Regions from separate parts of the Mus musculus genome. Here region 1 is linked to region 2. A link is a loop called in an ENCODE intact Hi-C map of the cell type or tissue named here. Cell type or tissue: heart. All regions are shown on one strand. Links, peaks and the distances in the headings refer to the core of each region. The heading gives the core; the rest is flanking DNA.

Region 1 (15,635 bases), core at 3,405-11,404, 100 kb before region 2:
ATTCAGAAATAGTCTGAGAAAAGGGGGTGTAGTGAGGTAGAGAGCAAACTGCAGCTCTGGACTGCAAAGTTACCAAGAAGGAGCCACTGGCAGGGTGGGGAGATGGCGAGGTGGGGAGAGGAGATTCAGTGGGTGGCAGGTGAGAAGGGTCCAGGATCATCAGCTCAGCTAAGAGGCCACTCACTCCCTGATTCCCTGGAACTTCCTCAAGCCCTGTTGTTTAATTTCCCAAATCTCATGGCTGTCCTTGAGCCCAGTGTGAGCAGGGCTAGGGTGCAATTATGAACTTGGTAACTGGCCAGCACCGTGGGTTTCTTCCTAAATCCAGCCACAGATGTGAATGACATCGTCAATGGATGGGAACTTCCTCCTGTAGAGGATCATGAAAGTTTCATCATCAGGCTGTGACTCCACACACTTTCTATTTCCTCTGTCAGGCTCCATGTTCTTCTTCTATTACAGGTTTTGTGGTTATATCACCTTAAGGAGAGAATCAGGAAGGCTGAGTTCCAGTCTCAGGAGAAGGCCATGGCACCTGGGTAGAAGCTGAGCAGCTGCCTCTCTGGCTCTGGGTTCTGAGAACTCCCACTCATTGGGGTCTCTCACTCCCATGTATTGGCTGCACTCTCAGAGACCCTCAGCAGCTGAAGCAAGGCAGAAAATCAAGGAATAAAATCAGTCATTCAGGCCTTGTGTAGCAGCCACTTCTCTAGAGTCAGAGAGGAAGTATCAGTGACGAATCAGTGGGATTTCTCAATATCCTCCCAGGCCCTGTAGTAAGTCATCAACCTTGGCTGGACTCACCTCCCAGTTCACTGGTGTTGCCCCTCTACTTCCTGTCCTCTATGTCTTATGTCTGCTGTCTCGAGCCCCCACCCGGGTCCTTGCTTTCTTTTTAGCCCTAGCTCAGGGCCCTCTCCCAGTCTCCATTCATCCCTCAACCTCTCACTTCATCCCTCTTGCTTCCCTTTTCTTCCCCACCAAATCCCTGACACCCAGTGACTTCCTCTCCCCCAACCCATCTTTCCCCATCCTCAGTACAAACTCTCCTCCTCCCTCTCCTCTCCAGTTCCCCTCTGAACTCCTGGCCGCACTCCTCCATGCACACACTCCTCTCACGTTCTCCTTCCTCTTCCCCTTATATCCCTTTCCCACATTGCCTATACCTGCTCCAGTCTCCTATCACCCAACTGCCTTGTCCCTCTGTAACATGTCTGGCAGAAATGTAAATATCCACACTACTAATCCCAGCACTGAAGAGACAGAGGAAAGAGGATCTCTATGCATTTAAATATACCTCGATCTAAGAGTGGAATTTCAGTTCAGCCTGGGCTACACATTGAGACTCTGTCATAAAACACCAAAACCTCAAGCAAAACAATAAACAAACAAACAAACAAATAAAAATAGAAATGTAGATATTCTAAAGAGATACTCATTTCTCCCAATCTGACTATGGAGACAGTGATCCCCAAAGAGATGGGAATTCCTCTAGATTTCCCTGCTAGGAGAAGGAAAGGCTCCAGCCAGAGGAGTAAGTTGTCTTCTGGGAAAGGAACTCACATAGTTCTAGGGTATGTCAGGATGCTCTGCAAGAACATGGTGTGGTCTAAACTGCCAAGCCATCTCCCCCAAATTACTTTTTTGTTTTTTAAAGAAAAGGATATAGATTATAGGTTTTGAGGAAGTCTGAGCTCTTCCTCCCAGAGATTTTAGGAGAATGACCAGTGCTTGCACAACACTGCACATACTGCTTGGTGCATGCCCGCTGGGAGCTCAGTACCTGCACATGCATACATCAAGCTAAATACTTATGCTTCTAAAGCTACAGAAATGATTTAGAATTAGCCTAAGGGTTTTCTATGCCTTCCTGCTCCATACTTGAATTCTTCCCTCCTACCCTGAGATTGTTCCATCGTCTTTAATAGTTAAGACTGATAATTTCTTTTCCTTTCTTCCTTCCTTCCTTCTTTCCTTTCTTTCTTTCTTTCTTTCTTTCTTTCTTTCTTTCTTTTTTGTTGTTGTTGTTGTTGTTGTTGTTGTTTATGTGTTTATTTCGAGACACGGTTTCTCTGTATAGTCCTGGCTGTCCTGGAACTCACTCTGTAATCCAGGCTGAACTCGAATTCAGAAATCTGCCTGCCTCTGCCTCCCAAGTGCTAGGATTAAAGGCATGCGCCACCACCGCCCGGCTTGGACTGATAAATTCTTAAGGCCATATTTTCCTGAGCTCCTGAGAATGGCTGTCACAGTCAGTAGGACAGAAGAGCCTAGACATATGAGTTGGGATGTTTCATCACATCTTGATGATTTAGCTTGAGTGAAGCATTTATACCTTGGCTCCTTGGTCCCACCCTCTGTAAAAATAAGTGTATTCAACGAAGTGGTACCTAAGTTGCTCACGGTTCCAACACACATGCTTTTTTGTTTTAATTAAATATTTTGATGTTCCACTTGCTGTTTTCTATTATTGGTTATTTTACTTATTTACATGTCAAATGTTGTGCCCCTTCATGGTCTTGCCTCCACAACCCTCCCATCACATTCCCACGAAATTTTGCCTCTAAGAGACTGCCCCACCCACCCACCCTTCACTCCTGCCTCACCCTTTTATCATCCCCCTGTGCTGGGGTGTAAAGGGCTGCAATCTACGTGCCGCCACTAGATGGTGCTAAACCTCTTTGTGCGCAGCTGCGAGAGCACAGCCAGCCAAAGTCACCAGTCCGTCTCCGAGGCTTTTGCCCAACCCCTGGGGGCTTTAACCTATCCCCAGAGTGCATGAAGATCATGGGTGTTGCTACCAGTCCTAGTTTAGACACGTCACCAAAAGTATTTAAGCCACACACTTTCTGAGCTTTCTTTGTCTACCTCAATATGATATAGAAGTAAAAGTTAACCGTGGAAGAACCTGGTGTGTCCTGTGTTTATTTCCCGCGGGACGGGGATAAGCTCGGGATACTGGGGCATCAAGCCTCCACAGGACCAAGGGCTTTCCTTTCCCATTGTTGCCAGATAAGGCAATCCTCTGCTACATATCTAGGTGGAGCCATGGACCCATTCATGTATACTCTGTTTGATCGCTCAGTTCCTGAGTGCTTTTGGGGGACGGTGAGGGGGGCGGGGCATCCAGTTAGTTGACATTGTTCCTATGGGATTAAAATCCCCTTCCGCTCCTTCATTCCTTACCTTAAACCTTACCTTAGGGACCTTGGCCTTAGTCTAATGGTTGGCAGTGACTATCTGTATCTGTACTAGATGCTGGCAGAGCCTCTCAGAGCACAGCTTTACCAAGCTCCTGTCAGCAAGCACTTCTTGGCATCAGCAATAGTGTAGGGATTTGGTGTCTGCAGATGGGGTGGATCCCAAGGTGGAGCAGTCTGTGAATGGCCATTCCTTCAGTCTCTGCTCCATTTTTTTATTCCTACATTTCTTTTAGACAAGACTACTTCTGGGTTTAAAATTTTGAGATGGGTGGGCGTTCCCATCCCTCAACTGGGGGCCGTGTATATCTACTGGAGGTGGACTCTATAGGTCTGTCTCGCCTCTCTTGGGTATTTTGGGTAGTGTCACCCTAGTGGGTCCTAGGAACCTCTACCTTCCCTGGTGACTGGGTCTTTCTAGTGGTCCCCTTCCTCCCTTTCCTCCTCTCCGCCCCCTATTGCACCATGTTTGTATTCATTTTCCTGACCCTCTGGACTTCTCCCTCTCTCTTCCCATACTTTTTTACTTTCCCCTCCTTTCTCCCTCCCAGGTCCCTCTCTCCTTTTACCTCCCATGATTAATTTGTTTCACCTTATAAGAAGGATTGAAGAATCCAAACATTGGTCATCCATCTTGTTTAGTGTCATGTGGTCAGTGTGTTGTATCATGGGCATTCTGGACATTTGGGCTAATATGTACTTGTCAGTGAGTACATACCATGTGTGTTATTATTAGGTCTGGGTTACCTCACTCAGGATGATATTTTCAACTTCCATCCATTTGCCTGAAATTTTCATGACGTCATCATTTTTAATAGCTAAGCAGTACTCCATTCTGTAAATGTACCACATTTTCTGTATCCATTCTTTCATTGAGAGACATCTGGATTCTTTCCAACTGCTGGCTACTTACTATAAATAAGGCTGCTATGAACATAGTGGAGCATGTGTCCTTATTGCATGTTGGAGCATCTTCTGGGTATATGCCAGGAGTGGTATAGCTGGGTCCTCATGTAGTACTATGTCCAATTTACTGAGGAACCACCAGACTGATTTCCAGAGTGGTTGTACCAGCTTGCAGTCCCACTAGCAATAGAGGAGTGTTTCTCTTTCTCCACATCCTCACCAGCATCTGCTGTCATCTGTGTTTTTAATCTTAACCATTCTGATTGGTGTGAGACAGAATCTCAGGGTTGTTTCTATTTGCATTTTCCTGATGAATAAGGTTGTTGAACATTTCTTTAGGTGCTTCTCAGCCATTTGGTATTCCTCAGTTGAGAATTCTTTGTTTAATTCTGTACACCATTTTTAATGGGGTTATTTGGTTCTCTGGAGTCGAACTTCTTGAGTTCTTTGTATTTTTTGAATATTAGACCTCTATAAGATGTTGGGTTGGTAAAGATCTTTTGCAAATTTGGAGATTGCAATTTTATCCTATTTACAGTTTCCTTTGCCTTACAGAAGCATTTTCATAAGGTCCCATTTGTCAATTGTTGATCTTATAGCCTGAGCCAGTGGTGTTCTGCTCATGAGAATGGTGTGTGGAAGTCTCCCACTATCGTGTGAGGTTCAATGTGTGCGTTGAGCTTAAGTAATGTTTCTTTTACAAATGTGGGTGCTCTTGCATTTGGGATGTAGGTGTTCAGAATTGAGAGTTAATCTTGGTGAATTTTCCTTTGATGAATAGTGTGTCCTTCCCCATCTCTTTTGATAACTTTTGGTTGAAAGTCTATTTTATTGGATATTAGAATGGCTACTCGAGCTTGTTTCTTGGGACCATTTGCTTGGGAAATGTTTTCCAGCCTTTTACTCTGAGGTAGTGTCTGCCTTCTTCACTGAGGTGTGTTTTCTGTATGCAGCTTGTGGGGCTGGCCTGTGGCTCTCATGTCTGGGTTCGAGCCTGGGATGCATCTTGGAACTGAAAGAAAGGAGGGAATCTAGGCGGGTAAAAAGAGAAATGGACAGTATTCTGATCAAGTCTCAACTTTAATGTCAGCAAACACACTTTATAAAGGAGAGGGGAGGCCCATTCCCAGTCACTGCAAAGTTCCTTTGAACTTGTCAGATCAGCCTTTTAGTAGGAACCCTGGAAAATCACAGTTCATAGCTAACTCTGGAAGACCTCTGAGAACCTGTTAGGCCTCAGGCAGGTAGCAGGTAGTGGCACATCAAAGGAGAGTTATGGGAAGCAGCAAGTGGTCTGAGACAGCTGAGCCAGCCTAGGTAGGCTGAAAGGAGCTATCATGCAGCAAAACACTAGGTCCTGTTTTCAAACACAGTCTGTAAGTCTATGGTTTTTTATTGGGAAATTGAATCTATTGATGTTGATAGATGTTAAGGACCAATGACTGTTGTTTCCTGATATTTTTGTTTTAGACGTGGAATTATGTATATGTGGTTGTCTTCTTTTGGGTTTGTTGTGAGAAGATTAATTTCTCGCTTTTTCTTGGGTGTTGATTCCTTCTTTGTGTTGGAGGGTTTTTTTTTTTTTCCTATTACCCTCTAGGGCTGGTTTAGTGGAAAGATATTGTTTAAATTTGGTTTTGTCATAAAATATATTGGTAATTGAGAATTTTGTTGGATATAGCAGCCTGAACTGGCATTTGAGTTCTGTTGGGGTCTGTATGACATCTGCCCAAGATCTTCGGCTTTTAGAATCTCTGTTGAGAAGAATGGTGTAAGTCTGATAAGTCTGCCTTTATATGTTACTTGACCTTTTCCCTTATTGCGTTTAATATTCTTTCCTTGTTCTGTGAATTTGATGTTTTGATTATAATGTGACAGGAGGAATTTCTTTTCTGGTCAAATCTATTTGGCATTCTGTATGTTTCTTGTATGTATATGGGCATCTCTTTCTTAGGATAGGGAAGTTTTTTTGTTGAAGATGTTTACTAGTCCTTTGAACTGGGAATCTTCACTCTCTTTTATACCTATTATTTTTAGATTTGGTCTTTTCATTGTGTTCTGAATATCCTGGTTGTTTCTAGTTAGGAGCTTCTTGCACTTTGTATTTTCTTTGTTGTGTCAATGTCTTCTATGATATCTTCTATGATAAAAGAGATTCTCTCTTTTATCTCTTGTATTCTGTTGGTAATTCTTGCATCTGATCTCTTTCCTAGGTTTTCCATGTCCAGGGTTGTCTCCTGGTATCCTGGGCGGCTGAATATCAGTAGCCAAGACAGTTGCTCTGTTCTCCAAAGGCTGGAGGCTAGGTCCCACGCCCGGTCGGGCGCCCCCTCCCCATTCTATTGTTTAGGGAAGACCGAGTGAGCCTTCCCGTCCCACCACGACCTTTGTCTAGCTAGTCTGGATCTTTTTCTACCACAGCCACATATCCCGAACGGTCTGCATGCCTTTACCTGCCCCGCACCCCTACTCCCCCGCCCGCTCTTCTGCCTGGAATTAAAGAACACGTGGCGCGACCCCCACTGGGTGCGAGCATAGCACCACCTGGACAAGGCAGGGCCACTCCAGGCTCCTTTGAAAGCTTTCCTAAAAAGTTGCAGAAAGGATCCTCCAGGCCTCGCCAGGGGGTCGAGGGCCACACAGGTAGCCAGAGCAAAAGCCTTGGCGCCCCTGTCCAGCCCAGGCTCCCGGAGGGGGCAGCCTTCCCACCCCCGCGGGCCCACACACCCCCAGACCGGAGCGGCAGTGCCTAGCCCCCTCTCCTCCTCCACTTTTTTTTTTTTTTTTTTTTTTTTTTTTGCTTTCCCACGCTGGCTGAATGTGACTTGACCCCATTTCAAAAAAGTTTGACATAGTGCTTCAACCTTTCTGCACTCCTCCGCGACTACAAAGGCTGCAGCCGCCTCCTTCTGCTTTCTGTCTCAGCTCTCTGTCTTCGCACTGAATGAAATCCTTCATGAGCTTCTCCCGAAGCCTTGCCAAAGGGTCCCCACCAGATCAGCGAGGGGAGGCCTGGGGACCTCAAACAGCTCCTGTGCGCAAAGGCAGATGCGCCCGCACAGATAACGCCCACGTCCACAGGACGAATGCGCCGCGGAGGCCCGGGCTGCTCCTGCCCAGGGTGTGCATTTGAACTGCAAGGCTTTAAATAAGAAAAGTAAACTTGGGGCGTGAAGCAAGAGTGCACGCCCCGGTGCACTCTTCAACCCCTGTGGGCTGTGTGCACTACACTCCGTGCATAACGCGCCTGACGGGTCGCCAGCAGGAAGCCTGGGCAAACATTTTACTCCTTCGTTGGGAAGATGGGGCTCATACCCACACCCCTCGGGAGGCTACAGAGGGAACTTGCACAGGGGAAATAAACGTGGAGGCGCGGAAACACATTCTCCAGCACGGAATCCCACCCAGACGGTGCACGTTCAATTTTAAATGTGACTGTCCAAGTAGAGTCAGTTTGAGGAAGCTCGACGAAAAGTGAACGTATGGGTATTTTACGCAAGAAATCTGTTCAGCTGGCATAGGACCCTGGTGTCGAGGTGTCCGCGCTGTGGGAGGTTCCTCGCAAGACCTCTAGCCCCCCCACCCCCCAGCTGGCCCCCATAACCTACCCAGTCTCAATGTTAACCCAAGGGGATTCCAAGGGGCCACACAGCCCCCTACACCCCATTACTCTCTCCCACCCCGATCCTCGCCGAGGACCCCCGCGTCTCAGCCTACCCACGCGAGTCCGTGGCCCCTTACCTGCGGTGCAGGGGCGCCGGCCTCCTGCGAAGCTGGAGTGTCTGTCTGCCCCCGCACGTGTTCGCCCGGCGGAGCAGGTAACTGACTACAGCGGCCCGGGCAAGCGGCGCTCTGCGGGCAGGGGATGGACACAATGGCGGAGGGCGGAAGGCGCCGCCCGCGGGGAAGCCAGGGAGGAGGCTCCGGTGCCAAGGGGCGTGGACCTGCGAGCCTCCTGGCTGGAGAACCACCCGGAGGCGAGTGTGCAAATTACAGCCTTCGGAAGCAAGCGAGGCCGGGCCAGGCCCTGGCTGTGCTCCCCAGTGATCGGCTCAGAACTGGGGGCCGGGAGGGCGGGGGAGAGTTTAATGAAAATTTCTGGTTCTCACTGCAACCATTCTAGTGGGGGAATCTCACGACTGAAAATAAGTGGCGTGAAAGGGATCCAGTGGGACGTGGCTTCGGAGGGCTGCAGGGTTTCAACACCTAAGGTCCCCCAGAGTTGGGGTGTTGACAGGGTGAGGGGGGGGTCGGGGGTGTCAGTCTGATGAGGACAGATAAAAATAAAATAAAGCAACAATACTTATGCGGGTTCCGTGGGGTGGTAGATAACAACATTTTCCTACAAGCAAAACCCGGACCTTATTGAGGAGTGGGGTGCGGGGGAAGACAGTTGACAGGATGCCCTGCAGAAAAGAAAATACCAATCTATCCAAGGGCTTTTCACTTTCAGCTTGAGCTACATTTGTTTTGTTTTCTCTCACTTCCTTTCTGCCTCACAAAGCCCAATCTTTACCTTTTTGGACAGAGGTTTGGGGATGGCCAAGCACACTTGTGGTTAATGATCTATTTGAAGGGGCTGGCAGAGTCACAATTATTAAGTGGTTACAAACTGTTGAGGGCTCACCAAGGTATTTCTGGAGAGCTAAAAAGATTCAATTTCAGTATTAAAAATGACTGCAAAATAACAGACACGTGCACACATAAAGAAGAGTGCTTAATTTAAGTGCTTTACTGGGGACTCAGGTTCATGGAGAGTGAAAAACCATAACTTTTGTAACTAAGTATTAGTGAAGTTTTATATAGATAAGCCCAGTCAACATTTTATCTTCTGTCTTGCATCAATATAAATCCTTAGTTCCCTATTTATGACCTGTGATTAATGGTTTTTCAACCTCTTGAAAAGTGCTGAATAGTAGATGCCTGCTTGCTATTCCAGAAGCAATTAACTCATGACACTGAAGACTGTCAGAATTCTCATTGCAGTTTTGATATCAGTAAACATTTAATAGCAGTCCTATTATAAAAGTCTTAATAATTCCTAATATAATTTTAGGAACTCTTAATGAATCATTGTTAAGAATTAAGAATTCGCCTATTTGTCTATATAGCATCACTACAAGACTGTACATCTTCATTGATCCACAGAGATCTGCTCAAAGGAGCTAATGATTAGTGATTGTTATATATAGTTAATAATAAGAAGAAAAGCATATTAATAGAAGGAATCTTTCCTAAAATGAAATCCTGCTGGAACTTGCCTGCTGGAGTAAGTCTGCTGTAGATTTTAATCCAAGGATGAACCATCTGAGGAAAATCACCTGCTACTTTTTGGCATCTCCTAGATGGCTCCTAGCAGGGACTTGGGGAGGAAATGTTTATTTGGCTTACACTTCTAAATCACTGCTTGTCCTTTGAAAGAAGTCTGGACAAGACTCAAAGAGGGCAAGCATCTGGAGGCAGAAACTGATGCGAAGACCATGGGTGGGCGCTGCTTACTAGATTTCTCCTCATGACTTGCTTAGCCTGCTGTCTTATAGAAAAGGACCACCATAAGGGGCTGGGCCCTCCACATTGAACAGTAGTAGAGAAAATGCCCTATAGGCTTGTTTCCATTCTTATCTTATGGAAGCATTTTAAAACCAAGGGTCTCTCCTCACATATGATTTTACCTTACATCAAGTTGACATGAAACTACACAGCACATAGCTTATATTTACCAGTCTCTTTAAATATTGCTATAACGTGGCATTTCTGTTAGAAGAACCTGTGAACTCCCATCACCAAGCCTCCGTAGTACATTGCTGCTAATGATATCATAACTGGCTATTACACTCCACAGTCATTTTGAAATGTGTTACCTTTTGGAGTGCATATGAGACTCGTCAATCCCTGAGAATCCATCTGTATTAGTTAATAAGTTAATTAATGGTTCAGGATCTGGAGAGACATTGTTTCAGTGCTGTTTTCACAGTAAGGAGCCCATGTTTTTGCAAATAACTTTTCATCCATGTTTCTATAAATAACCTCAAATGAAGCCATTGGGTCATAGAAATTTAAAAGACAACCATGAAATTAGAGGGCAAGTAAATGAGAAGAAGAAAGGCAGAGAGTGTGGGCAGTGGGCAGGACAGGTGATTGCAGACTTATGTGATCAAAATACTTTATGTCCACATATATGAAAACATTAGAATGAGGACCAACTATGATGTATAATCACTAATATAATAATATGATGGTAATATGGTATTAAAAGATTGACTAATTTTTACTTTTACTGTGTATGAGTATCTTAACTCTGGTTATGTGTGTACATGACACGTGTACCTGATGCTTGCAGAGGCCAGAAGTCAGCATGGATTGCTTGGAAAGAGCTTCAGAGGATTGAGAGTACAGGAAACTGAACCCAAGTCCTCTCCAAGAACAGCAAGTGCTTCTCACTGCTGAGCCTTCTTCTAGTCCTCTAATAAATTTCTGAAAACAATATAGCCTGAATATTATTAAACACAGGAAAATTCTTACAGAAAACTTCACAATAAAGTTGAATGGGCCAGACTCCAAAATCCATGAAGACATGATTGATAGGCCTGCTCGTCTGCAGGGATCATGCAAGATCTCAGAGCTCCTGAGAGTTCAACAGAGCAAGAGCAAGGTCAGGGTTGGAAAACAGTATTTCACATCATTTGCCCTTCCTGATCTTACATCCTTTCCTCCCCGTCTTGTTAGGTGTTTCCTGGCTCTTACATAGGGTGATATAGATGTTTTGTGTATGCTTTTATTCCCCATGTTTTGGACTCTTCCTCCTCAGACAACATTTTGGGGGCCTGGCAGGGAAAGTCCCCTCTTGTCTCCTATAGCCCTTCATTCCTCTCTGTGGCTGTGGCAGGAGATGGGGAGGTACAGGGGCCACTGAAGATTTCTGTCTGGGGAGCTTCTCAATGAGATCCAAAGGCAGTATAAGTATAAAAACACTGGGTCCAGCCATGAGGCTTGAATGCTGTGTTTTCATGTGAAGGACATTCAACAAAGGAGTCAGACTTTGGTTCAGTTTGTAAACTTTTGTTATGATAAAACAAATTTTGTTATGATAGCCTGCTGCCCACAGAGGCAAGCGCTCTACCACTGAGCTAAATCCCCAACCCCTAGTTTATTATGTTAATGCAAGCCATTGTAACTCTTCTTTGGGTCTGAATTTTTAACCAGCTGGTACTTAATGTGAACCATAAACAGGGAAAGTACACAATGGTAAATTAACATAAAACGTAAGTTGTAGCAGAAGAAAAAAAAGGACACTGAGAGAGGTAAAATCTGGTAGAGTCAGCTTCATTGGTTTGGGGGGTTGTTTTTGACATTGCTCAAGTGATCTTGTAATCTAAACCATGACATTTCTCATCTGCTTGGCAACAGTTGTTTTCTAACACTATAATTTAAAAAAAATACACAGCTAGAATAAACACTTATGTTATAAGCTATTTGCCACTTACTATTTTTGAATAAATGATTTACTTAAATGAATGCATGGCACCATGTGCTTGCTCCTGCAGCTATTGACTATTATTTTTAGATAAGATAAGCATATTAATTACCAGCAAATAAATTGTTTTAAAAAGCATTGCTAAGTGTGAACAGTCATCAAAATGGGGGAGGTTCTCACTTGTATCTTTGGCTAAGAGCCTGGTGATTGGTAGTGATGCTTTTATAAGTATAAAACCTAATAATTTGCTTTGTGTATGTGATATGTCTGAAATCATCAATAAAATTTGCTCAGAAAATGGGTTTTATTTTAGAAGATGCGCTCAAACACAAAATGTGTTTTATAAGTTAAGTTTAAAGGCGCATCATTACTCCATTTTATTATTTAAAAAAATTACTACAGGCTCCTCGCCATTTTCCAGCCGCGCTCGGACGAGGGTCGCGGCGGCGGGGAGAGGCGGAGCCGCGAGAGCGCGGCCCGGGCCGGCCCCGCGGGGCGGGCGCGGCCGTGACGGCGGCTCCCGGCCCCGGCTCCCTTTCCTCACCCCTCCCGCTGGAGATGAGGGGAAGATGTCCGCGTCAGGGCTTAAGGCCGAGCTGAAGTTCCTGGCGTCCATCTTCGACAAGAACCTCGAGCGATTCCGCATCATCAGCTGGAAGCTGGACGAGCTGCACTGCCAGTTCCTGGTGCCGCAGCCGCCACCACCGCCGGGCAGCTCGCTTTCGCCGCCGCCGCCGCTCACACTTCACTGCAACATCACGGAATCTTACCCATCTTCATCACCAATATGGTTTGTGGACTCTGATGACCCAAATCTGACATCAGTTCTGGAACGCTTAGAAGATACTAAGAACAACAGTTCGCTCCGTCAGCAATTGAAGTGGTTGATATGTGACCTCTGCAGATTATATAACCTTCCTAAGCACCTGGATGTTGAGATGCTAGATCAACCCTTACCCACGGGTCAGAATGGGACAACTGAAGAAGTAACTTCAGAAGAAGAGGAAGAGGAGGAGATGGCTGAAGATATAGAAGACTTGGATCACTATGAGATGAAGGAAGAAGAACCTATTAATGGGGAAAAGTCAGAGGATGAAGGGATTGAAAAAGAAAATTTGGCAATATTAGAGAAAATCAGGAAGACTCAATGGCAAGACCATTTAAATGGTGCAGTGTCTGGGTCAGTACAAGCATCAGACAGACTGATGAAGGAGCTCAGGGACGTCTACAGATCACAGAGCTACAAGGCAGGGATTTATTCAGTGGAGCTAATAAATGACAGCTTATATGACTGGCATGTCAAACTACACAAGGTTGACTCTGATAGTCCTTTGCACAGTGATCTTCAGATCTTAAAAGAAAAAGAAGGCATAGAATATATTTTGCTTAACTTCTCTTTTAAGGATAATTTTCCATTTGATCCTCCGTTTGTTAGAGTGGTGTTACCTGTTCTCTCAGGAGGGTATGTGTTGGGTGGAGGAGCACTGTGTATGGAACTTCTCACAAAACAGGGCTGGAGCAGTGCCTACTCAATAGAATCTGTCATCATGCAGATCAATGCCACCTTAGTGAAAGGCAAAGCCCGGGTGCAGTTTGGAGCAAATAAGAATCAGTATAATCTAGCACGAGCCCAACAGTCCTATAATTCCATTGTACAGATACATGAGAAAAATGGCTGGTACACACCTCCAAAGGAAGATGGCTAACTACATTGACATAAGTCTGGACCAATGTTGCTTTAAAGAAAATCGTTCCAACGTACAGACATAAGCTTTTGAGTGCCCGTATAACAGCAGTACCGAAGATATTAGCTAATAGATCATTTAGTGGATAATCTGTCAACTGACATCCAGTTACAGCCTTTTCATTTTGCTCACTTTAGGTATCTTGGACTGAGCAGTGGGGCCTTTACTGTATTTTTCCTGATAAGTACACACAATAGCCACTCCCTACCAGCTCTTTCTTGAAAAGTGAAATCTTTTAAGCAGGGAAGTGAGCATCCGTTTACTGCAGCTGTGATTTTTACAGTAACCTTTCTATATTGAGCCTGTGGGGTATGAAGATTTGCAAAATCTTGTTTGTTTAGAGCCAATAAAAGTTTAACTGATGGTCAAAAAAATTACTACAATGCATCTGTAGTAAAAAAATGGTTTACAGTTTTCTATAGCATTTTTTATTCCTTTAACCTTGCTTCATATTGCAACAGAATTAATTTTAAAAAGGAAAAAAAACTATGGTGAAATTAGTAACATGGTCTAATATAAAAAAATTCTTACAAGCAATATTTCAAATTTAAACAGAATTTTGTTGATTTTTCTACAGAGTACAGAAATTGCCCCTCCTGTACTTTTTTCTCTCTCTTACTTTAAGATGTTTAAAAGTTTTGAGATCTACAGATATAGATTTGGGGAAACATCGAATTATTTTCAAGACAGCTATTTTCTTTTACTCCTTGTATAAAGACTTGAAGACCTTTCCTCCCCTTCACCAAAATTCTCATTCTCACCTAAAGTAGCTGCATCCATTTTTTCTCAGGTAAAAGAGACATTCTTACCAAAGTTCAACTTTCAAAGTCCCCAGGAAAGCACTTAAATTAAGCACTCTTCTTTGTGTGTGCACGTGTCTGTTATTTTGCAGTCGTTTTTAATACTGAAATTGAATCTTTTTAGCTTTCCAGAAATACCTTGGTGAACCCTCAACTGTTTCTAACCACTTAATAATTGTGACCCCGCCAGCCCCTTCAAATAGATCTTTAACCACAAGTGTGCTTGGCTATTCCAAAACCTCTGTCCAAAAAGGTAAAGATTGGGCTTTGTGAGGCAGAAAGGAAGTGAGAGAAAACAAAACAAATGTAGCTCAGGCTGAAAGTGAAAAGCGCTTGGACAGATTGATATTTTCTTTTCTGCAGGGCATCCTGTCAACCATCTTCCCCCGCACCCCACTCCTCAATAAGGTCCGGTTTTTGCGTGTAGGAAAATGTTATCTACCACCCCACGGAACCCGCATAAGTATTGTTGCTTTATTTTATTTTTATCTGTCCTCATCAGATTGATACCCACGACACCCCCTCACCCTGTCAACACCCCAACTCTGGGGGACCTTAGGTGTTGAAACCCTGCAGCCCCCCGATGCCACATCCCACTGGATCCCTTTCACGCCACTTATTTTCAGTCGTGAGATTCCCCAACTAGAGTGGTTGCAGTGAGAACCAGAAATTTTCATTAAACTCTCCCCCACCCTCTGGGCCCCCAGTTCTGAGCCGACCATTGGGGGAGCACAGCCAGGGCCTGGCCCCGCCTCGCTCGCTTTGGAAGGCTGTAATTTGCCCACTCGCCTCCAGGTCGTTCTCCAGCCCGGAGGCTCGCAGATCCACGCCCCGCGGCACCCGAGCCTCCCTGGCTTCCCCGCGGGCGGCGCCTTCCGCCCTCCGCCGCTGTGCCCATCCCCTGCCCGCAGAGCGCCGCTTGCCCGGGCCGCTGTAGTCAGTTACCTGCTCCGCGGGGCGAACACGCGCGGGGGCAGACAGACACTCCAGCTTCGCAGGAGGCCGGCGCCCCTGCTCCGCAGGTAAGGGGCCACGGACTCGCGTGGGTAGGCTGAGACGCGGGGGTCCTCGGCGAGGATCGGAGTGGGAGAGAGTAACGGGGTGTAGGGGGCTGTGTGGCCCCTTGGAATCCCCTTGGGTTAACATTGAGACTGGGTAGGTTATGGGGGCCAGCTGGGGGGAGCTAGAGGTCTTGAGAGGAACCTCCCACAGCGCGGACACCCCACACCAGGGTCCTATGCCAGCTTGAACAGATTTCGTGCGTAAAATACCCATACGTTCACTTTTTGTCCAGCTTCCTCAAACTGACTCTACTTGGACAGTCACATTTAAAATTGAACGTGCACCGTCTGGGTGGGATTCCGTGCTGGAGAATGTGTTTCCGCGCCCCCACGTTTATTTCCCCTGTGCAAGTTCCCTCTGTAGCCTCCCGAGGGGTGTGGGTATGGGCCCCATCTTCCCAACGAAGGAGTAAAATGTTCGCCCAGGCTTCCTGCTGGCTACCCGTCAG
Region 2 (15,635 bases), core at 2,644-10,643:
CCCTGAGAGCCTCTCCATTGAAACCAAAGACTGCAATGCTATTAATAGCATCGTCTGTGCAAAACAGCACTGAGGCCCGGCAGCTTAAGAGACCCAGGGATGGGTACCTTTGGTGGGACACAAAACTGTTCCTTTAAAATGTCTGCAGATGTTCCACTCCACAGGGAGCATGTAGCAGACAGCTAAGCTCAGTAAGAAGATGAAGTTTCCAAACAAATTGCAGATGGCTCGGTTCCTTCACAGGACGACTCATCATGTTCATGTGGCGTTCCATTCGATGTAGCTGGCCTTCAGTAAAGGCAATGCAGTCTTTGGAAGAGCCAAGTGGGCCTGCAAGAGAAGACATGATGTTACAGTTATGATTGGCATGCTTGAAGAAGCTTGGAGTCTCGGTGAGAAGCCAGACATGGCAGCAATGAGTGGAGTCCCAGGACTGGGAGGCAGAGTTATGGTCAGACAACCTAGTCAGTCAGTGAGCTCCAGGTTCAATGCACAAGGCAAAGAAACATACACTCAGGCCACACACATGAGATAAAAACAAATAAATCTTTAGGAGCAAAAGTCAAGATGAAACCTCAAAGAAGGAACAATTACATGTCTTGTAAAAGAGCTTACTTTAAAGCAGGACATGGTGGCCTCTGCCTCTAATCACAGCACCCAGGACAAAACAACAAAACAAAATGAAACAAAGTCAAGGCTGCAGAGATGGCCTAACAGTTAAGGGTGCTCGCTGCTCTTCCGGAGGATCCTGGTTCAGTGCCCAGCACCTACGTGCTCACAACTGTCTTAACCCCAGCCCATGAGGATCTGATGCGCTCCTCTGGACTCTGCATAAACACATAGAGCGAGAAAACACCAGAAACATTAAAAACACAAATAAATTTAAAAATATGAAAGAGGCTCACAGGAGATGGCTCAGCAGTATTCACCCTTAAAAGTACATTTTTGTGCAGTTGTACTCCATGTAATGAAAATGTTCTACTGTGGATATCTATTCCTTTGCAATGAGGAACAACTATTACAAAAACGACTCTGCAAATGACTTTTTATTATCTACCTTGTGCTTGGTCAAAAACAATTTGCCAAAATATGATCTCCGCTCCCTGATTAGGACACAAACATGCTTTCAAATACAGAAAAGTGGGTACAATCTTCTTCTTGCTAACACAATACTCTCTGCAGTGCTCCCCAGAGGATATGCCATTCACACTGTATGGGGTCCTTGGGAATAAAGCAAGGTCTGCAGCAGATCTCGCTGATGCAAACATGCCTTAAATGCTATGTTTACTGCAGCTAGCACACTAGGATATCAGAGGAGCCTGTCAATACCGTTATGCAGCAGCTTTCCTTGAGATTTGTCCTGATTTAAAATCTGCCTGCTTTGAAAATTCTTTCCCCTCTCAACATCCAAGTCAGATCTGGGTTCAAGGTTTGTACACTCTAACTCTCAAGCAGGAATAGCCTGAAACCAATACACTCTGGCACCAGACATGCTTTGTCTACAAGGAATGTGCATACTCAGCTCTGCCTTCGTGAGAGTTTATGTCACCACCTGACATTGGGAACAACGCTACTGTATGTTCATTGAAATCAAAATACCAAACTGACATGACATAGATTGATGCTGGATAAAACAAGGGACGAACTGTAAGTTCGACCAGAGGCTTGTGAAGTTAGTATATTACAGCTAGACCAGACGATGATGTAGTTAGCATATTACAGTTAGACCAGAGGTTGCTGTGGTTAGTATGGTACAGTTAGACCAGAGGCTGGTGCAGTTAGTATATTACAGTTAGAACAGAGGCTGTGGTAGTTAGCATATTATAATTAGACCAGAGGCTATGGTAGTTAGCATATTATAGTTAGATCAGAGCCTGGGGTAGTTAGTATATTATAGATAGACCAGAGGCTGATGTATTTAGTATATTACAGTTAGACCAGAGGCTCCTGTAGTTAGCATATTATAGTTATAAGAGAGGCTGGTATATTTAGTATATAACAGTTAGACCAGAGGCTGGTGTAGTTAGCATATTACAGTTCAACCACTCAGACTTGCTGGGATCAGCAAGGCTGACCAAGGTGACTGTCAGTCCTTCTCTGCTTTATTAAAATTCTATGTGCATATTCTTTGCCTTTACAATTTGCAGTTTCCATCAGCACCTGACACCATGGCACATCAGCATCCTGACCCCATCAGTGTAGAAAAGGGAACTAAACCCTATTCTGGAAAATCCCAAACCCATCCCTGGATTTCCCATCTTGCCCCACTTAACTCACAATTTTCCCCATTAACGTCTTCCCATAAGTTGAGCTTCCCAAAATCCCAAGATGCAACTCCTTCAGGAAACCTGAAACAGGCAGGGCAGAGGGAGTTGCATACTTTTAATCCCAAAACTTGGGAGACAGAAGCAGGCAGGTCTATATACATTCAAAGCCAGCCTGGTCTACAGAAAAGTTCCAAGACAGCCAATGTTCCATGGAGAAGCCCTGGCTTAAAACAAAGTCCCTCACCAAAAAGAAACCTGATCCACCCTTGGGGTGGGAACCTTTGTCCTGTAACAATCTTCACCCAAATTTCCATTCTTTATCTGGTCTCTTAAGTCTTTCTTTGATGGAGACAGGGAATACTGAAAAGAGATTTCTCCCTGGTTTCTAACTTTATGGTCTTCCCAGCCTACCCCACACATATACCATCTATGAAAAGTCACTGAAAGCACAGGGTCTAAAAGGAAACAGTGAAAATAGCAATCTACAAAGGATACCCATTGCCTATTTTTATCTAAAATGTGTATTTTAGAGGATTTGATTGTTTTTTTTTGTTTGTTTGAGACACGGTGTCTTTATGTAGCCCTGAAGGTTCTGGAACAGTTATGTAGACCAGGCTGGCCTCTAACTCAGAGATCTGCCAGACTCTTTCTCCTGAGTGCTGGGATTAAAGTCATGAATCATGAGCACTTTGCTGAGTTTTTTCTTTTAAAAAATTGTTTATTTTTATTCCATATGCAATGATGTTTTGTCTGTGTGAGGGTGTCAGATCTTCTGGAACTGCAGATATAGACAGCTCTGAGCTGCCATGTGAGTGCTGGGAATTGAACACGGATCCTCTGGAAGATCAGCCAGGGTTCTTAACCCTTGAACCACTCTGCAGCCTGAAATGTGTATATTTCATAATGGAATTACTGTAAACAGAGAACTGTCGTTACATCAAAGCTGTGTTGGTTCATAAGTGATTATCCCTAGATACAAGGAGCTGAAACAGACATCCAGCCTTCAGCAAGAAATGGAAAACCGTCAGCTTGCTTACTGCGCCAACAGGCATGCATCCCCTCAGCCTTCTCCTCAGGGAATCTAGCAAAGCTTACCCACTTCCAGTTGAACCTGGCTCCAGTTCCCAGCACTCACATTCAGCGCATACCCCGAAGCCTTAGGGCTGCCCACTCAGTTTGCACCTAAGGTACTTGGAGTGAACCATTTTCTCTGGCTTGGTGTGTTTCTCCAGCAGGCTCTGTTACTATCCAATCATCTTGTGTGATTTCACTCTCTGCTGCAGCAGCCAGCAGCTCTAACTCTAGGGGATCTCCCAGCAATCTCCCAAGTACCACTTAGTTTGTGTTAGTATTTTGGTTGCAAAGTTATCTTCCCATTAAGTGGACTCCTGCCACTCTAAACATTCTAACTACATTTTATTCAACTTGATGATTCTTTTTTTTTTTTTTAAATTTTTATTTATTATTATATGTAAGTACACTGTAGCTGTCTTCAGACACTCCAGAAGAGGGAGTCAGATCTTGTTACGGATGGTTGTGAGCCACCATGTGGTTGCTGGGATTTGAACTCTGGACCTTCGGAAGAGCAGTCGGGTGCTCTTACCCACTGAGCCATCTCACCAGCCCCCAACTTGATGATTCTTAGGCCATAGAAAAACACCCTGTTATAACACTAGAGACTCTTGTTTGTTTTTATGTAACTCTGGCTGACTTGAGACTTGCTGGGATTGGCTTTGAACTTGCTGTGATCTTCCTGCTTCTGCTTCTGGGGTGCTAGCGCTCCAGGACTACACTTTAATACTGGCTTTTTACAATAAAACGTGCCATAAAAAAATTTAGTGGTTGAGAGTCAACTTTTTTTTTCAGGAAAAAAGAACAAAAACCCACAATAAGTACACTTCCCATAAAAAGAAACAAGTGGTATATTATGAAATGTGTATGTTTTGTTTTTTCTTACACAGGGTCTCACTCTTCAGCCCTGGCTGGCCTGAAATTTGCTATGTAGCTAAGAATTCACAGAGATCTTTGTGTCTTATTTTCCTTTTGAATGATGGGACTAAAGGCACATGCCATCAGGCACAGCATACAATATTCTGATTTTTATATGGGTGACAATCGAAATGGTTCATTTCAAATTAACATGTATTCCTATACTTCAAAATACAAGACATTGCAAAGTGGCTTAAAATAAAATCTTAGTGTTAGATACTGAAATGTTATAAAAATTTTTTATAGAAATGACTACTAGTTTTAGATTCAAAATGCTATTGAAGGAAGGAATGCGTTAGCCTTGTAATTTCCTTCCTTCTTTTCTTCTTTCCTTCCTTCCTTCTTTCCATTCTTCTGTCTTAGGATTTCTTTTATCATGAACAGACACCGTGACTGTGGCAACTCTTATAAAGGAAAACATTTCATTGGGTCTGGCTTACAGTTCAGAGGTTTAATCCATTATCATCATGGCGGGAAGCATGGTGGTACGCAGACAGACATGATGCTGGGGAAAAAGCCAAGAGGTCTATATCTGGATCAGCAGGCCAGGGGAGAAGAGTACCACAAAGGCCTGGCTTTGAGCAGCTTAAACCTCAGAGCCTGTCCCCAGTGACACATTTCCTCCAACAAGGTCACACTTCCTAATAGTGCTACTTCCTCCCTATGAGCCTATGGATCCCATTTTCTTTCAAACCAGAGCTCATTCATCCTCTCTCTTCTCTCTCTCCCTCATTCATCCTCTCTTCTCTCTCTCCTCTCTCTCTCTCTCCTCTCTCTCTCTCTCTCTCTCTTTTTCTTTCTTTGATACAGGGTCTCTGTATGTACTCCAAGGTGTACTGAAACTTGCTATGTAGCCCAGGCTGGCCTCAACCTCATAGAAATCCCTTTTCTTAACCTCGGAGCCAAGTCTCCAACCGCCTCCCACATTAGGATCCGCACCTTCCAAATCTCTCTGAGGGACTTCAACTCTGACCCTCTGAGGCCCCCGCGAGTTTCCGGAGCTCGGCTGGGTGGGTGGGAATGTGGTGCGCTGGGGAGGTATATATTCCTTTGCTCAGCGCCTGCCTGGAGGAGTTGGGAAACAGCAGCCACAGCTCCTACCTTCCCTGCCATGGCCGAGAGCGACTAGCTTGGGCACTGGCCACAGACAAGAGTCTGGCAGTTCTAAACCGCACCCCAAGCTGACCACTGTACCCCCGGGCTCCGCCTCTCACAGGTTGTTCAGTTCATCCCTCAGGTTGTTGCACCATTCACCAGCAACATACAGTCTGCCGCCCGACTGTCCTGCTGCTCCACACTAGGACTCTGCCTCTCACGCTCCAAGCCTTGCCCTCAATCTAATTGCTCTGTACCTGGACTCCGCTTTCTGTGCTCCTAAGCCCCGCCCTCAGCCCGTTACTACAGACCCGGGCTCCGCCTTCATCGTTTCTAAGTTCCGCCCTCATCTCTGTTGCTCCCATCTGGGCTCCGCCTCTCGCGCACCAAGCCCCGCCCTCAGACTCCACATCCGGGCTCTGCCCTCTGGGCCCCTGAGCTCCGCCCTCAGCCTCTGACTTCACCCCGAGGCCCCGCCTCCCACGTGCGGGTGCTCCTCTCCCAGAGCTCACCAGTCCTTCCAGCAGTCCTCAGGTTGCACGCGACCAGCAGTGGACTTTACTGAGTAGGGGTGGGAAGCCGGTGGCTCCGGGCAGCCGTGATAACCCGGCACAGAAGCAGAGTCGCATTTCGGAGCGTCCACCCGTAACCTGGCTTCTCGCACATGGAGCCCATAGTCCAGGAGAGAGAAGGCCAGGGCGGCCCTGGAGAGGTTGTAGGTGCAGGCGGATCGGCGGCGGAGACCCCTTCGTGCTCAGGAAGGCACTGTGAGCTGCATGGAGCTGAACCCCTTTCCCAGACAGTAGAGTCTCCCCTCCCCCTCCGGGGACCTTTACCTGTCACCTCCTGAAGGATCGAACAGGGATTGTCCACTAAAGTAGCCTTAGGTACCATTTGTCTAGGGCACGCTGGCTGGGCCTCAGAACTTAGTACTCTGGGCCATTGAGCTGTCCATGGAGAACAGGGAGCATCACTTTTATGTAGGGATTGTGCCCGGGGCTGGGGCATGGGCTGGAGCTAATGTCCACAGGCAGTGCCAGCAATATGCCAAATGCACCAAGCACCAAGGCAAAGCCACAAGGCTGCAGATGACTTCTTTCAGGCAACTCAGTTTTGTGCTAGACCTCAATAGACTTTCTTTTGTCAGGACCATGCAAAGAGTGGAACACCAGCTATTCAAGGGTGTAGATGAAAGTTGCTCCCCAAAACTAAGAGTTGTGTGAGTTACATTTAGACCCTGCATCCAAAGGTTTATTAAGATAACCTAAAATGCCTTTGAGATGACAAACGTTAGGACTCATCATTTTACTTAGATTTGCCTCCTACCGTTATAATTTTAGGCTCCCTCATAATCCTACTAACATTCTATTCTCTCTGTACTATTTTTTCTTTCATTCAACAATATCGTTTCATCCTGGCCAAGTTCTTTCCTCTCTTCCTTCCCAGCATGCACTTGGTTCTGCTGTAGACTCCACTCTCTTCAGTACCACAACAGGACTACTTATTCCTTAGGCGATGTACAGCCAAACAAGGTGACTAGCTGCCTGCCAGGAGACCTTATTAAAAGATTTCATTTCTTCGCATCCAGGTAACTTACCCACGAAAACTAATTCTTCCTTTTGTTCTTCTTCTTCTTCTTGAATTTTAGTTATATGTATATTGGAGTTTTGACTTATATATGTCTACATAAACCTTTGGAGCCTTGGAACCCTTGAAACAGGAGTTACAGACATGAGCTGCCATGTGGGTGCTGGGAATTGAACCCAGATCCTCTGGAGGAACAGCCAGTGCTCTTGAGTCATCTTTCCAGCCCCTGGAATATTTTTCAAGACATTTCTCATCTGTGCCTTAAAGACTAATAGAACTGTAACTTATAAGTGTAACTGAAAGGGCATTTTTTTTCCCTTGAAGAAATGCTTATCGAATAAGGAAATCAATAGTCTAAAGGTGATTAAAATATTAATTTATGCAAAAGAGGCTCATGTTTATGAAAGTTTTCATTTGCTGCATCATAGTATTCAAGAAGTTCTGGAGAGGGCTGGCGAGATGGCTCAGTGGTTAAGGGTGCTGACTGTTCTTCTGAAGGTCCTGAGTTCAAATCCCAGCAACCACATGGTGGCTCACAACCATCTGTAATGAGATCTGATGCCCTCTTCTGGAGTCTCTGAAGACAGCTACAGTGTACTTACATATAATGAATAAATAAATCTTTAAAAAAAAAAAAAGGAAGTTCTGGAGAATTTCAGATTTTCAAGATTAGGGACATTTAATCTTTTGGTTTTCTACTTTTTGCTTACTTTGGAGATTTTTGGTAGGATTACTTTCTAATACTTCCACATCTGGGGATGAGTGGTGTTGCAATATATTGCCTGTACCTGTCACTAACTCCAAGGCACAAGCAATTCTCCAGCCCCATCATATGCTGGAATTACAGAATTGTGACTTCATATCTTCTACCTATATTTGATAAGACTTTGGATTTACAGTTTGACAGTGAGATGGGATAAGAATTTGAGGGCTGTCAAAACACACACACACACACACACACACACACAAGAAATTAGAATTCTGGAGAGCAGAGTGTTATGGATTGAATTACGTTCCTTTAGAACTTATATGTCGGCCTGGTATAGTGGCACATATCTGCAATGTCAGCACTTGGGAGATAGAGGTAGGAAAATTACAAATTCAAGACCATGCTTGATATATATATATATCAAAGTCACTGTGTGTGTATATATATACACACACACACACACACAGTGAGTTTGAGGCCAGGCTTGGCTACATGAAGCTTTGCTTCTAAATAAATTAATTAAATTAGTAAATAAGCAAAAAAATGTTTACACTCCCCAATGAGGTCATATAGTTGCTATGGTTGCTCTCACAGACTAATATAGCCATTGTCAAGAAAGTGAAATCGCCCAGGTACAGGGTGTATGCCTGTAGTCCCAGAATTCAGGAGGGCAGGGCTGGAGGCAAGAAGATCTCAGGTGGGAAACAGCCTGGATTACACTATCTGAAAAAGCAAATGGAATTTCAATACAGTAGACTGGGGAGTCAGCTCCTTGTTGCAGGAAATTTAAGAAAAAAACTGGCCATGCACTGGTGGGTAATGGCCAGCCTGTTTTTATCTCGTTAAGACTCTGACTCAGTGCTCCAAAATCTCTCCATCCAGCTCCCTAAGTTTCTACTGGCAGGTCCTCACCAAGTCGGGCCCATGCTTGAAGCATGCTTGAAAACCCCCATGACCTTTGTGGTACACCTCAGGCAAGCCCACATTTTGCCACCATACCTTTCTCTCTTGAACCCAGAGAAGCCACTGTGTGAAGGATAACATAACACAATCTTAGTTCAGAAAAGACAGTAACTCAGTTGCTGGACCAACAACTAAAATCCTAATCTTGTAAGCCTTACTAAATTTGAATCCTCTGGAACCTCTCTTCCTCCTTCTAACCCAGAAGCCCTGCCTACTCACCCAGAGATTGGATCCTTTATTCATTAGGGGATGGTTCAGAAGAAGTCACCTGAGTACTTGACCCTCCTTGTCTGCAGCCCCTCCCAGGAGAGCAAAATTAGCATCAAAATACAAGCAACCCCAGGGCCATCCACAACAGCCCCCTGGTTAAGAGCTCTTGCTGTGCCAGGCTTGTAGCACAACCTTCAATCCCAATACTCAGGATGCAGAGTCAGGCTGATGTCTGTGAGTTCAAGGCCAGTACATAGAGGAACCCTTAACCACTCCCCAAACAACAACAACAACAACAGGAACAACTAGCAGCTCTTGTTGATCTTGCAGAAGACCTAGGTTTGGTCCCCAGCACCGACATGGTAGTTTACAGCCTCTTATAACTACAGATGACAGGGACCTGATCCCTCTTCTGACCTCCATGTGCACCACCACACCTGTGAAATCACACAGATACACGCCGGCGAAACACTTGGACACATCAAATTTTAAAAGTTTTTTAAAAAGACGTTTCCTTCTTTCTCCTACAGCTCTGTTTCCTGAGGCATTTGCAAACCAATTCAGCACTATGGAAAAACAAGTCCAGGAAAGAAATGTTTTAAAAGCTGGCACATCAAGCTGGGTACAATGTCTCATACCTGCACTTGGAAATCTGAAGCAGGAGGAAGGCGGAAAGGCTTGGGCTACAAGTGAGACTGTCTCAGAAAACAAAAAAACAAACAAATTACTCCCCCCCCCATCCCCCAGAAAACCAAAACCAAAACAGAAAGTAAAAGAATAACATGATGTCCTGGTGTCAGTGGCTCTTGGATCTCTCTAGTTTTCTCTATTTTGACAATATCAACAAACTAATTCCTTAGAACCACCATGTGGCAATGTGACTTGCAGATGCCTCAGAAATGGGCTACTGTGTGGTATCTCGGTAGAGGATTCGTATGATTTCTTTCATGACTGTACATGCTTTCCTTCTTAATGCTTTGGCTTTGCCTACTTACTAGAAGTGTTCAATGGCACACAGATGCTTTCTCTGTACTGTCTATTCTCACTCAGTCTAGTTCCGCATTTGATGTTGGTGTCTTCTCCAGACACCAATGCCACAGAGTGTTGACATAGGCAAAGTTCATCTGTAGAAGATCCTTTCCATAGCCTGAGTGTTGCCAAGGCTTTCTTAGGAAAAGCCTTCCAAATGTTAGAGGCCCGGAGTTTTAGCATGAGTGTCTTGTCAAATAATCTCAATAAAGAGAATCATTGTCCCAAGGATTAACAGTGATACTCCTTCTATTGCCTATCCCAGCTATCTTATGAAAGGGATCATAGTAATTATTTTCTTTGTGTTATTAGGAGCCTAGTTCTGTTTCCTAGCACACTACAGCTTTATATTGTGCTTAAATGTCTTTGGGTAAATGCCTGTCCACGTGATCACTCATCATTGTAGGCCTTGCATCTGGGCTGGCCGTGACATCCATAGTCAGAGCTGGGTGAGGCTCTTCTTCAAGGAGGGACGTTACAAGGATACTGCCCTCTGCTTTCTCCTCCCTTGTGGAACTTCATGAAAAGCTTGGCTCTTCTTTCTGTTTGTCTGAATAAAGAGCAGGATGGTTTCTCTGAGTCCTGATAGGATGAGAACTATATCCTTGCATGGTCCACAGAGCTTCAGGTCCTTTGTGTGCCCTTAGAGATATGTCTGCTTCTTTCCCGCCACAAGTCGGAAGCCCAGAAGCACCGGAAGGTGAAGGTCCTTTTTACAGCACATAATTCTCTTTTTCTGGTGTGACTACTTTTGTTCTCTCTCTCACCTCTCTTTTATGTTTTAGCCCAGGTTGTCATAGAACTTACCATCCTGTGGCCACTGCCTCCTGTGTGACCAAATTACATGTGTACACCGGCATGCCTTGGTTTTGGGGTTTGTGCATGCTGAACAAATACTCTACCAACTGAGCTATATCCTAACCTCCATTTTGCTTTCTTTATGAGGGTCCAGTTTTTCAAATTGGCCCAGTTACATGCTTGTGTGAAGAGTCACAGAATGCATTGGTCAATGCCACTCTGCAATTCCCTTTCTTAAAACCATATAATAGAGTTGACCATTGGCTTGCTTTGGTGAGAATCCTATGTGGAGAAGCCAGGTAGTCCAGAAAGGAGACTAGGTCTGTTGCAGTCAATGGGATGCTCTTTTGTTTTTAGTCTGAGAAGTGCAATCTATTGGAGAGAAAGTTTCAGTTGCCCAACAATCAGAAATCTGAGAAAAAGTGCTTTCATAGGTGCTGTCTGGTAACTCAGACGGACAGTGTGTGGGAAAGAGAAGCTTGTCCTCTGGCCAAGGGGCAGTGCTGAAGGTAGCAGCCTGCCAGTGTAAGGGTATGGGGCAGTGCTGTTGCCCACATCAATTTGTGTGATTGATTGTGCACTGCATTTTCTTCTTTGTTTGAGATAATCTTGCACTATTGCAAAAGCCAAACCAAAGAAAAAGAAAAAACAAACAAAGAAAAACCCAAACAAAAAACTGAAACAAAATAGCAGATTGATAGCTACATTTTGTTGTTTCTTTGAACAAATCTTGAAATAGGACCATTTGGGTGCAGGTCTGATCATCTGAATTCGAACAGCGCCAACTGTAAAGGGCATCTTTTCTCTGCATTGTAGGAGTAGCTACATAAATGTTTGGTGCATGGAATGATTCTGGGAGGACAAACGGCTGGTAAATCACCATTGAAATGACCACTGGTTTGGACATACGGAAAGGTGTCATTTGATGTCCTTTACCTGTAGAGAGACCTTTGTCCTTACTGCTTCAGTAGTGACATTTTTCTTGCTGGTGTAAGTGCTGGTTCTACTGCTGATAATCTCCGTGTTTTTGGGAGGGCACTGTAATGCTTCTGTAGCCCTTAGTGGTAAAAAGCCCAGAGGGAGGAAAGCTTTGTGTCTACTGTACAGCTGATGCTGGGCTCCAAGCAGCACTGATGATGCTGCAGCTTTCTTGGAGCTGCTGCTCTAGCTTGGTACCAGCAGCTGAATATGAGGCCCTGAGATGGTCCTCCCTTGACACTTCTCTTAATGTTAGAGAGACATTCACTGGCTTGGACTCAGGTGGCTGTCTCATTTGATTGTCTGCATCTTTAGGATAATTGGAGGCAGTATTGCTCATGGTTAAAAGGCCTTCCAGATAGGCTGACTGGCATTATAGTAGTTAGTCCACGAGGGTTACGGCAGAGCCCATGTTTCTCCCTGGCCAGGTTTCTTTACCAGCCACTGCTCTGGTCAAAACCAGCGTTTGCCTCACTTTCCAACCTACCATACAGGAATCATTCATTTGGAGGCAAGATATATGTGAGGCATTTTTCCTAGGGTCACATTTATATGAACCCTTTCCCACAAATGAAGTTATTTCTTCTATAAATGTGGGAACTGAAAGGGGGTAGGGGAAGAAGGGAGAGGGAGGATAGTCCACGGCTTGCCAGAGTTCCTTCTATGCTCTGGGCAGTTGGACGCAGGAGGGCTGCCAGATGCTTTCCACTTGGCCCCGGGTGGGCATCTTAGCCACTGACCCCACTCAATGGAGCGTGGACAAGGGGCAGCCCATGAAACCAAGGGGCCCCAGAGGGACACCCTGTGCCCCGGGGTTATGGGAGAGAGGGCTTAGGGAGATAGGTTCTCACAAGGCAGGATTCTGTACAGAGGGCCTTGATGAGCAGTGACTGTCTATGGTTTTAGAGCTTTCTTATAGAAAGACAGGGGAGGAAGAGAGAAGGCAAAAGAGAAGAAAGGCTAGAGTGAAAGAGAGTGAGAGAGTGAGAGGAGATGAGAGGAGAGGACAGGTAGAGGAGATGAAAAGACAAAGAGAGCAGGAGAGAAGAGCAAACTAACCAATCAAATTAGGAACTAGGATCTATCTTTCTGCTACATCCAAGAAACAGACCTTAACAGCACATAATTTATGGCAAGATGTTACCATTCTTGACCTTGGCTCAGTGTCTTATGGCTGTCCAAGGGTCACCAAACAAACCACAGAAACACTGAATTCAGTTAAACAGGGACTGAACACAGGGCAACAGCTGAAAACTGTATGCTAGATGTTTCTTAGGGCAAGCTCCAGGAAAAAACCACAAAGAGCTCATGCACAAGGGCTGGAAATGCTGCCCTGACTCAAGCTGTTTTAGACATAATAGTTCATATTGACCTTGAATTTGAAAGGTCTTATGTGAAACATATAGATGTGGAAATTCATAAGATTAACAAACCTCATAACATACAGAACATGACAGGGTATGTGGTCAGCATAACCCTGCTCTGAGTCAAGATTTTGTTTCATATCCATGACTGGTGTCTTAGGGTTTTACTGCTGTGAACAGACACCATGACCAAGGCAAGTCTTATAAAAACAACATTTCATTGGGGCTGGATTACAGGTTCTGTCCATTATCATCAAGCATGGCAGCATCCAGACAGGCATGGCACAAGCAAAGCTGAGAGTTCTATATCTTCATCCAAAAGCTGCTAGTGGAAGACTGATTCCAGGCACCTAGGGTGAGAGTATTAAGCCCACACCCACAGTGACACACCTACTCCAACCAGGTCACACCTATTGCAACAAGGCCACACCTCCAAATGGTGCCACTCCCTGGTGCAAGGATATACAAACCATCACAACTGGGAAGCATATTACAGCAACAGCATGAAATAGACTGCTGCCTTGTGACAAACTTGCTACAGATATGGTAAGAGGGCAAGCCTTACCATAGAGAACTTTGTTCATTGGGAAAGATGTCTGCATGATGTTACCATGTTTATACAAGGTCCATGGCCTCAACAGGAGCTCTTTGGAAGGAGCACAGAGAATGTGTTTTTTACTTGAAATAAGGGGCCTCAGCACTGTTGCTCAGACTGCTCAGTACCGATTTCACCTCACTCTATCCGTGCAGAGGAATCCAAGTTGTCCTCCCACCTTCCCTTTGAGCCAGGTACAGGCACAAAAAGACCAGGACACAGTACTGGTATCCCACTCCTCAGTTATGATCAATTTTCAACTAATGTTTAAACAAATACAGTGTGGTCACTTGTTATTGATAGTCTTCACATCTTACTGAAGGTACCAACTGCTTGACTACACCCAACTCTCCAAAAAGTGTGTGCCCTGGGACATATATCAAGATAAATCTGGCATGGAGGTGCATGAACACTTTCCTGTACTGAATGCAGAAAGGTGGAGTTAGAAGTATGATGTATGGTTAATTAGCCACCAAGTTCACATTGTGTTGCTGGATTTCATCTCAGGACAAGGAAGTGGAGTGTCTCTGATGGTATCTGTCTAGCCCTTGAAAGTTTCTCTGAGCTCTGGCCTCAGCACTTGATACTTTCTGCTGGGGCAGCAACACTAAAGGAAGCTAAGATTGTCATAGGCACAGTATCACGCTAGCAGCAGTGGATATTACTCAGTTGTTCAGATAATGACACTCACTTTCATTTGTTCTTAATGTGGGTTTAGGGAAAAAAGAGAACATGGTCCTTAGAATGGAGAAATCATTTTCACTTCTCCATCTTCCCAGAAAGAAAGACTGGAAGGGAGAGAATGGTAAGTACTTTATAATAGACAAGGATTGGTAAGTGAGGCCTTGGATGTGTTTCAGTGTTGTTTTCTGAAACAGAGTCTCAAATACCCCATGTGGGCCAGGTCAACCTTGAGCTCAGACAATTCTGCTTGCACTTTCCAATATTTGGGCTTACAAGCGGGGTCTCCAAGAACTGTGAAGACAGAACTAGTCATTATGAGAGACATGGTTAATCTAATGCTGAGGCATCTACTGCCCAGTATAGCAATAGCCATTGTGTTCTATGTCTGCCCCCTATTTCAGATGGTTGCTGTCATATGACAGCCAATCATCAACACAGAAAAACAACTTGACTCAGAGCAAAGTCATGGTGTTCCACGTCCTGTTATGTTCTGTATGAGGTTTGTTAATCTTACAATGGTCCATAAACCATTCCATGGGACCCCTCAAATTAAGGGTAAATAAGCACTGTTGTATATAAAGTAGCAAGATTAAAACTAAGCACCGGACACTTCCCTAACTTCATATGAACTAAATGTGCTTTGGTCATTTGTTTTTGTTTTTGTTTTTGTTTTTGTCTTAATAAGTTAACAGAGATAGATTTTTGGGGCCATGGCTAAGCCCCCCAAACCTTAGCTATAGTTCTGATCAATCAACAATAGGGTGTGCATTTAAGCAATCATTGATGTTTGACTGAGATTGGGTTTTGGGTAGCTTGTGGGGCCAATCATGAACCCAAATACAAGATGCTAGGCCCTTGCTCTGTCAACTCACCTATGTCTATTGTATTTCCCTATACCTTCTGCCTGCACATCTGCACCACTGTTGAATATATTATTTATTTCATACAGAATCTCATGGTCTAGCACACAGAGGACTGTAAGCAATACTGATTGGTGAGTTTGGTGCAGTGGGAAAAGCCCCCACACAATCTGAGGGCCACTCATTGGTGGCTCCAATATTTCAGTTTCCTCTGCCAAAAGATCTCTAGACTGTTGTCAGGAGCATGATGACTGCATGTCTCCCTCCTAAGGGATCTTGGGGCAAATTTCAAATGCTAAGCACAAGGCTTCATGAATGTGGCCCCTAACACACACACACCCTGCAACTGGCCCTGCAGGCTCAGCCTGGATGAGAATTCATGCACCTGTACATGAGGAGACAGGAGTAGATTTTGGCTGCTTATTCGAACTGGTATGATTTCTCAGTAGGTTTTAATGGCTCCTATTGCTGATTGAGGAAAATTTAAAGTAGGATGAGATATTTCTG

Evidence for each region. Peaks named below come from ENCODE experiments on the same cell type or tissue, not always from the same donor. Only the 100,000 strongest peaks of a DNase experiment are listed, where the experiment ranks them.
Region 1: a loop joins it to region 2, with 2.0 times the contacts of the local background. A loop is called at or near these places in 3 of 42 quality-filtered maps.

The regions. Positions count from the first base shown.
Region 1 is chr10:22,150,931-22,166,565 of GRCm38, reverse strand. It overlaps the pseudogene Gm4895 and a transcript of Raet1e not described here. Among named protein-coding and RNA genes, the nearest start is that of E030030I06Rik, 9.5 kb to the right of the region's middle. In heart, for the core only: a CTCF peak has its summit at 8,081; a DNase peak (open chromatin) is centred at 8,005; H3K4me3 peaks cover 1,469 bases; H3K27me3 peaks cover 4,108 bases.
Region 2 is chr10:22,048,833-22,064,467 of GRCm38, reverse strand. It overlaps Gm34267 (predicted gene, 34267), which reads left to right and starts at 5,814. Exons shown (of 3, transcript NR_168592.1): 1 at 5,814-6,118; 2 at 6,798-6,939; 3 at 9,351-10,080. It also overlaps the pseudogene Gm18637. In heart, for the core only: no CTCF peak of the experiment used is centred there; a DNase peak (open chromatin) is centred at 5,757; H3K4me3 peaks cover 1,347 bases; H3K27ac peaks cover 950 bases.